2 separate regions of the Homo sapiens genome follow, and region 2 is linked to region 1. The links are chromatin contacts, found by Hi-C or POLR2A ChIA-PET in ENCODE. All regions are on one chromosome and are shown on one strand. Each heading gives the region's core, a stretch centred on a gene start or an enhancer-like site at or near the end of the contact. The rest is flanking DNA. Distances are from core to core; before and after follow the strand shown.

Evidence for each region. A loop is a pair of places that touch in the nucleus more often than their neighbours do. ChIA-PET counts read pairs that join two places held with the same protein, here RNA polymerase II (POLR2A). Pooled maps may share reads with other maps.
Region 2: a loop to region 1 is called in a map of Calu3, with 3 times the contacts of the local background. The contact joins the enhancer-like site here to the promoter of PLK1 in region 1. A Hi-C loop is called at or near these places in 1 of 168 maps with a recorded cell type or tissue (Calu3) and 5 of 50 pooled maps. POLR2A ChIA-PET finds 5 or more read pairs at or near these places in 1 of 52 experiments (OCI-LY7).

The regions. Positions count from the first base shown.
Region 1 is chr16:23,676,771-23,680,789 of GRCh38, reverse strand. PLK1 (polo like kinase 1) reads right to left here and starts at 1,901. Exons shown (of 10, transcript NM_005030.6): 1 at 1,450-1,901; 2 at 538-706. The coding sequence starts at 1,857. It overlaps DCTN5 (dynactin subunit 5), which reads right to left. Exons shown (of 6, transcript NM_032486.4): 6 at 3,318-4,019.
Region 2 is chr16:23,804,439-23,808,519 of GRCh38, reverse strand. No RefSeq gene overlaps it. Among named protein-coding and RNA genes, the nearest start is that of PRKCB, 30 kb to the left of the region's middle. Within about 2 kb of position 1,364, at least 3 of the 41 ENCODE cell types and tissues checked have a DNase peak (open chromatin) inside an H3K27ac peak, as active enhancers do; they include OCI-LY7, where a contact is called at or near this core.

The sequences.
Region 1 (4,019 bases), core at 652-3,151:
TGTATGTAGCAAGGCTTGCCCAGGAATCTTCCTCCCATGCTGACACCAGGGAGGTGCCTCCAGTGACACTTCTCACCCCTCCTTTTAGAAAGGGGCTATGCTTTGAAACAGGAACTGACAGGGATAGTAAAACTCCAATGCCTTCAAGGATCAAGCAAGTTAACCTCCAAGACTTGGCAAGTCTGTGAAGAATAGGGAGGAGTAGAGACTGTGGCAAAGAAGTCTGAAGGGGACAGCTGTTTTCCAGCCCAGCAAAGGGCTGCCCTAAGAAAATGCTGTCCTCGTATTACTGAAGCTTTCACCTGTTTAAAAGGAGTTCTGAATCAAACTTTTTGTTCAATCAAACCTTCCAATTTAAAAAATAAAAACAAATTCAAATTCTTTGTAAAAAAAAAATATTGCATTGGGGCACAAAAAAATAATGCATCTGTAGGCAAGATACTGACTTGTGGGTTGTCTCCTTCCTTTCTCCCAGCCTCCTCCAAATTCCAGCCTCTTGTAGTGATGTCAAGCACCCCTGCAGGCTCAGCAACTCACCTATTTTCACCTCCAGATCTTCATTCAGGAAAAGGTTGCCCAGCTTGAGGTCTCGATGAATAACTCGGTTTCGGTGCAGGTACTGGCAGCCAAGCACAATTTGCCGTAGGTAGTATCGGGCCTCAGGCTCAGTCAGGGCTTTCCTCCTCTTGTGCAGCTCCAGGAGAGACTGTGGGTGGGAAGGAGAGGGCAGGAGGGATGGGGAGGTGGATTGAGGCCGGTGGGGAAGGGAGAGGGTTACCAGGCAAAGGAAGCACAGGACTGGACTCTGGACTCCCAAGGGATGAAAGAGGGGTCTTGGTGGGTTTCTCTCCTTCCCTATGCCCCCACCCCATTCCTTCTCCAGCACAGCGGCATCTGGACCCTGCCTTAACACTGTCCACAACCATTCGCAGCACCCCTTCTCCTACTAGCTTCCCCCCTTACCTGGGGGTCCTCTCTCAGCCCCACTCCGGAAGCTCCGAGTCCCCAGCACCAGATCCCTTTCCTGACTCGTATCTCCCCCGGAAGGCCCGAAGTCTGGCTCCAACTACCCCCCCACTGACCCAGCTCCACCCCAGAAGCTCCCAGGGCGCGGCATCACTAACCTGGGACTCCTCCCTGGGTACTCCAGGGCCCTAGCGTCCATTACCAGCACCCCTCCCCCCAGCACCTCGCGTCCAGAAGCTGACTTCCCTATCAGCAACATGACTCAGACTCCACTTCACTGGAACCCCCTCCTCTAGCAGCTCCCAGAGCCAAGAAGCCCTTACCAAAGACACTTTCCATACGTAAGCGGGAGGCTCCCAGCACCCTTCTCTAGCAGCTCCAAGTCCCAGGCTCTCCCTTGCTGGGTACTCTTTCCAGCAGCTCCAGGTCTGGGCGCTCCAACTGCCCCGCAGGCAGTTCCAGTTCCCCAGCAGCGACACTCACCCTCCGGCGGCAGAGCTCCAACACCACGAACACGAAGTCGTTGTCCTCGAAAAAGCCGTGGAATCCTACGACGTGCTGGTGGGCGAGGCTGCGGTGAATGGATATTTCCATGGACATCTTCTCCCTCTGGTGCGGCTTGAGCAGCAGAGACTTAGGCACAATCTTGCCCGCGAACACCTCCTTGGTGTCCGCGTCCGAGATCTCGAAGCACTTGGCAAAGCCGCCCTTGCCCAAAAAGCGGCCCCGCACATAGCGCCGCCGGCTGCGTGGGTCCACTAGGACCTCCGGGATCTCTTTCGCCGGTGGAGCCGCCGCCGGAGCTCCGGGAGCTGCAACTCCGGGGACCCCGGCTTTCCCAGGGTCGGCCGGTGCCCGTGCCAGCTTCCCTGCAGTCACTGCAGCACTCATGCTCCCGAAGCTGCGCTGCAGACCTCGATCCGAGCAGAGCCTCCGCACCGCTCCGCTCCTCCCCGAATTCAAACGCGGCGCTGGGAACGTTACAAAAGCCTGCGCGCCACTGATTGGCCGCGGGGATTTAAAATCCAAACCCGCCCGCCGCGCGGCACCATGGGAGCGCCCTGCGCAGCAGCAGCCTTTAAACCCGGACCCAGCCGGGGAAAACCTGATTGACACGGACGCCCGAACACGTGGGATAGCCTGGGAAACCAAACCCGGCGTGGATGCGGAGACCCAGCCCCGAGAGAGGAGGAATTCCTTCGGGGTTTCTCCCTTTCTCGGGCGTCCGGGAAAGCTCCTGCGGTTCACTTGCGCCTCCTCCAGGAAGCTTTTACTTAAATCTTCCTCTACCTCGGGGCCAGGGAACAGTAGCATCGCCATCACCTGAGAGCTTGTTAGAACCGCAAAGGCAAACGTTCAGGCCCTACCCCAGACCTCCCGAGTCAGTGTCCGCCTCTCAACAAGACTGCTCAGGTGATTCCTACACATCCTGAAGTTGGAGAAGCACAGTACCAGAGCCCCCCATGATGCAACGAAGCTGTCTGGCCTCCTCGCTACTGAATTTCCCAGGGCCTAAAATAGTGGACACTCAGTTTCTTGGTCAGAGGGAGGGAAGGTTGGAAGAATGCCTAGCAAACTGGCAGGTCATAGCCAAATGTGTCTTGCGGGGTTTTGTTTGGCCTCCCCCCACGCCTTTTTTTTGTGTGTGTGACGGAATCTTGCTCTGTCGCCCAGGCTGGAGTGCAGTGGCACGATCTCAGCTCACTGCAACCTCTGCTTCCCGGGTTCAAGCAATCCTCCCGCCTCGGCCTCCCTAGCAGCTGGAATTACAAGCATGCACCACCATGCCCGGCTAATTTTTGTAATTTTAGTAGAGAAGAGGTTTCACCATGTTGGCCAGGCTGGTCTTGAACTCCTGACCTCAAGTGATCTGCCCCTCGGCCTCCCAAATGCTGGGATTACAGGCGTGAGCCACCGCGCCCCGCCATTGTAAAACATTTACAGCATTTAAAAGAGGAGCTCATAAAAGTTGGGATTTGTGGCCTTTCCTGAAAAAAATCAGCTCTAGCTACTTACTCTGTGCCTACATGCTTTCAGTTTGCCACAGTTTACAGCTACACCCGTTTGTTCTGTAGGTACTTGAGTGGCAACCCTGGAACAGTAAAATACCCACGTTAAAAGCTCTTTCTCTGTGCCTCCTTAGCACCCTCTGATCCTTCATAGAGCCCAGCAAAAATCAACCATACTATAAGCATCCTTCACCTGCCTTGCAGCTAAGCTGAAGGACAATGAGGACAATGATGCCGTCCTTTCTACCCCATGTCCCAAGCTCCCAGAGCAGTGCTTGGTAAAAAAAAAAGGGTACTTACTAAAATGTTGGCTGAATAAAAGGAAGACTTTGAAAAATTAAGTTATTTTGTACCCCTATAGTGTGAATTCTTTTTATTGAAATTTAATACACTTACAGAAAAAAATGTACATATTATAATTGTTCATAGAGCTCAGTGAATTTTCACAAACTGAACAAATCTGTAAACCACACCCAGATTGAGAAAGGGAACATGACAAACACCCTGCAAGTCTCCCTTGTGCCCTGTGCTGGGGGGTGCCAACACCACCACCTCCTAGTCTGATGATGTACTAGGAGATTCACAGACTCAGCCTGTAGTCATACTCATGGCTATGTTTTACTACAGCGAAAGGCTAGGAAGCAAAATCAGCAAAGGAAAAAAGCGCATGGACAAAGTCCAGGGAAACCAGGTGTAAGCCTCCCACAGTCCTCTCCCAGCAGAGTCACATAGGACACAATTCCTCCAGCAATCAGTTGTGACAACCCATGTGCAATGTTGTATACAAGGGAAGCTCATTACAGACTCAGTGTTCAGGGTTCTCATTGGGAGCTGCTCACCTCATCCTCTGCCTAACACATATGAAAATCTGACTCCCAGAAGGAAAGCAGATGTTGGGCATAACCCACATTGTTTGTACGAACAGTTTAGGCACAGTGAGCCACTCTTATCATTTAGGGAGTAATGAGAACCCTCCTGAAATCCAAGCTTTCAGATGCCAGCCAAGGGCCAGCCTTGCAAACAGGCCTGCTTTCTCATCTCTTT
Region 2 (4,081 bases), core at 115-2,614, 130 kb before region 1:
AAGAAGTATCCCTCCAACTCCAAATCCTGTTCCGTGCTATCCTTGCCTCTGGCTCTGGAACTCATGCTTATCTCATTGGAGACTTTGTTCACTAAATATTTCCTACTTCCACAAATCTTCAGCTAGACTTCCATGACACCTCAAAGAAGCGTGGCTTTTTCTTTCTTTCTTTTCATTTTCTTTCTTTTTTTTTTAAAGGGTCTCGCTCTGTTGCCCAGGATGGAGTGCAGTGGTGCAATCTTGGCTCACAGCAGCCTCAACCTCACAAGCTTAAGCAATCCTCCCACCTCAGCCCCATGAGTAGCTGGAACTACAGGTGCATGCCACAATGTCCAGCTGATTTTTTTAATTTTTTGTACAGATGGAGGTTTCACTGTGCTACCCAGGCTGGTCTCGAACTCCTTGCCTCAGGTGATCTTCCCGCCTGGGCCTCCCAAAATGCTGGGATTACAAGCATGAGCCACTGTGCCCAGCACGGTTTCATTTTGTATTGGGCTTTTATGTAGCTGGTTCTAGTCCTGAGGCAAACAGGAAATGGAAAGTATTTACTTGGGATTTACCTCAGCCCACTTTCCAGATCATCAGGCCCCTGGAATTTGAGTGGCTTTCTTGCCTGCACCCCATCCATCTTGGATAGAGACCATTAAGAAAATAGAAGCAGGCCAGGCGCTGTGGCTCACACCTGTAATCTCAGCACTTTGGGAGGCTGAGGCAAGTGGATCACCTGAGGTCAGGAGTTCGAGACCAGCCTGGGCAACAGGAGATTTTGTCTCTACTAAAAATACAAAAATTAGCCAGGCGTGGTGGTGGGTGCCTATAGTCTCAGCTACTTGGGAGGCTGAGGCAGGAGAATCACTTGAACCTAGGAGGCAGAAGTTGCAGTGAGCCAAGATCATACCACTGCACTACAGCCTGGGTGACAGAGTGAGACTGTCTCAAGAAAAAAAAAAAAAGAAGAAGAAGAAAATAGAAGGTATTATGGAGTGTCTAGCTTAGCATGTTATCTCCTTCACATTGCAGGTAACCTTTAAACAGATGTGAAGGCTGAAGAGTTAGCTAGGCTAAAAGTGAGGGAAAATATTGCAGGCAAAGGGAAGGGCAGAGGCAAAAACGTGGAGACAAGAGAAAGGAGGGCACATTTGGGGAACTCATTGGTCAAACTTTCTGTTATTAGAGACAGTGCTAGGCTGTCAAGGATACTGACCACAAGGGATGTTCCCAGCTAAGCTGGAAAGAGCTGGAGGGTTAACCAAAGTGGTAGGAGGCAGACAGGGTGTCTAGACCCACACAGTCACTTTCTACTAAGGTCCTTGTCACTTCCCCTCACCAGCTTGTTCCACCTGGTTGGCCAGAATTTGGCCCAAGGCAACAGTTCCTCTAGATACTTCCTTTACCATCTGAAAGACAAAAATGTCAGCAATAAAAATGAACAGGATCTCAGAGTTCAGTTACCCAAGACTTTCTGTGAGTATCCATGTCATTGAACCCCTAAATAAGATAAAAGTGGTATTTCAAATAAGTGGGGGCGAAAATGGATTCATCAACAGAGGGCATCAGTATTACTGAATACTTAAGTAGTTTTTAATTTTATTAGGATAAATTCATGGGAGTGGGATTATTAAATAGAATAATATGAACAATTGTATGGCTTATGTTTGCCTTATTGTATTCCCAAAGAGCTGTAACATTTTATAGCATCACCACTTGGGCAGGGGTATTACCTGTTGTTGCTAATTTAGTAAGTAGAAGAGAGAGATCAAAGTTTCTCTAATTTGTGTTTGTGTAATTTATCTGTATACTTTCTTCATTTATATAAATAAATGTCTTCACTTTGGGAGGCTGAGGCGGGCAGATCACCTGAGGTCAGGAGTTCGAGACAAGCCTGGCCAACATGGTAAAACCCCGTCCCTACTAAAAATACAAAAATTAGTTGGATGTGGTGGCTCACATCTGTAGTCCCAGCTACTAGGGAGGCTGAGGCACTAGAATCACTTGAACCCGGGAGGCGGAGGTTGCGGTGAGCTGAGTTCACAGCCTGGGCGACAAGAGTGAAACTCCATCTCAAAAAAAAAAAAAAAAAAAAAACCAGCTTCAGCTTCTGGCCAGGTGTGGTGGCTCATGTCTGTAATCCCAGAACTTTGGGAGGCCAAAGCAGGCAGATCACTTGAGGCCAGGAGTTTGAGACCAGCCTGGCCAACATAACTAAACCCTGTCTCTACTAAAACAAAAAATACAAAAATTAGCCAGGTGTGGTGACACATGCCTGTAATCCCAGCTACTCAGGAGGATGAGGCAGGAGAATAGCTTGAGCCTGGAAGCCGAGATCGAACCACTGCACTCCAGCCTGGGTGACAGAGTGAGACCCTGTCTTAAAAAAAAAAAAAAATCCAGCTTCACACATTGTTGGTGTGAGCATAAACTGGTACAACTTCTTTGGAAGGAGATTCTGAAATAGCTATCAAAAATTAGAAATGAGGAAGAAAAAAAAATCCTTTGACCCAGGAACTCTAGTTTTGAGAATTTATCCTAGACATAAGCTGGAATCTGAGTAAAGATATTTGCTCAAAGTTATTTCTTTTGACATTATTAATAGTAGCAAAAGATGAGAAACAATGTTTCCCACTCAATGGGAGAGTGTTTGTTATATTACAGAACTTCCACAGAAGAATGCTACACAGCCATTTTTTTAAATGAGGTAGATTTTTATGGGCTCTGACATTAAGCAATTTACAAGTTGTAGCACTGGGGACATAAAAGTCTGTAGGTGACATACCCACTTGTGTAAAAAGAATGGAGGATGATATCCAGAGTTAGAGATTGAGATAGAGACACACACATAGAGACACTACAAAGATCATATCACAAGGAATTTACATAAGAGAACATTAATTGTAATTGTTTCTTGGGTGAAAGTAAGAGAGAAATTAGGTGTTCATTGTATACATTTTGTTACTCTGAATTTTACGATGTTATTTTTCTAGAAAATATTCAAATAAAAAATATTAGGAGAGCCGGGAGTGGTGGTTCATGCCTGTAATTCCAGCACTTTGGGAGGCAGAGACGGGAGGATCATTTAAGTCCAGGAGTTCAAAACCAGCCTAGGCAATATAGTGAGACCTCATCTCTACCAAAAATTATAAAATTGGCCAGACATGGTGGTGCAAGCCTGTCACCCCAGCTACTTAGGAGGTTGAAGTGGGAAAATTGCTTGAGCCCGGGAGGTTGAGGATGCAGCAAGTCAAGATTGTGCCACTGCACTCCAGCCTGGGTTACAGAGTGAGACCCTGTTTCAAAAAAAAAAAAAAGAAAGGAATTTTTAAAAAACATTTTTTTAAAATTTCCTTTCCTTTTTTTTCTCCCAGGTTCAAGTGATTCTCCTGCCTCAGCCTCCTGAGTAGCTGGGATTACAGGCATGAGCTACTGTGCCCGGCCAGAAAAAAATTTTTAAAAAGAAAAATATTTCCAGGTGCAGTGGCTCATGCCTGTAATCCCAGCACTTTGGGAGGCCGAGGCAGGCAGATCACCTGAGGTTAGGAGCTCCAGACCAGCTGGCCAACATGGGGAAACCCGTCTCTACTAAAAATACAAAAATTAGCCAGACGTGGTGGCACATGCCTGTAATCTCAGCTACTCAGAAGGCTGAGACAGGAGAATCGTTTGAACCTGGGGGGCGGAGGTTGCAGTGAGCCAAGATTGCACCACTGCACTCCAGCCTGGGCAACAGAGCAAGACCTCACTTAAAAAAAATTATATATATATATATACACACGTATATATATATACACACGTATATATATGTATATATATACGTGTGTATATATATATACGTGTATATATATGTGTATATATATACAAGTGTATATATATATACGTGTATATATATATATATACGTGTATATATATATATATGAGAGATGCCCAAGGGGGGAAAATAAAGTAAAACTCATGCATAATCCTAATTTATAGAAAATTATACAAAGTAAGACATAAAATCCCCCCGGGCTAATCACTGATAAATATTGCCTTCAAGTGCTTCCAGAATTGTTTCTGGGTTTACCCAAATGTAATTGAATAACATTTT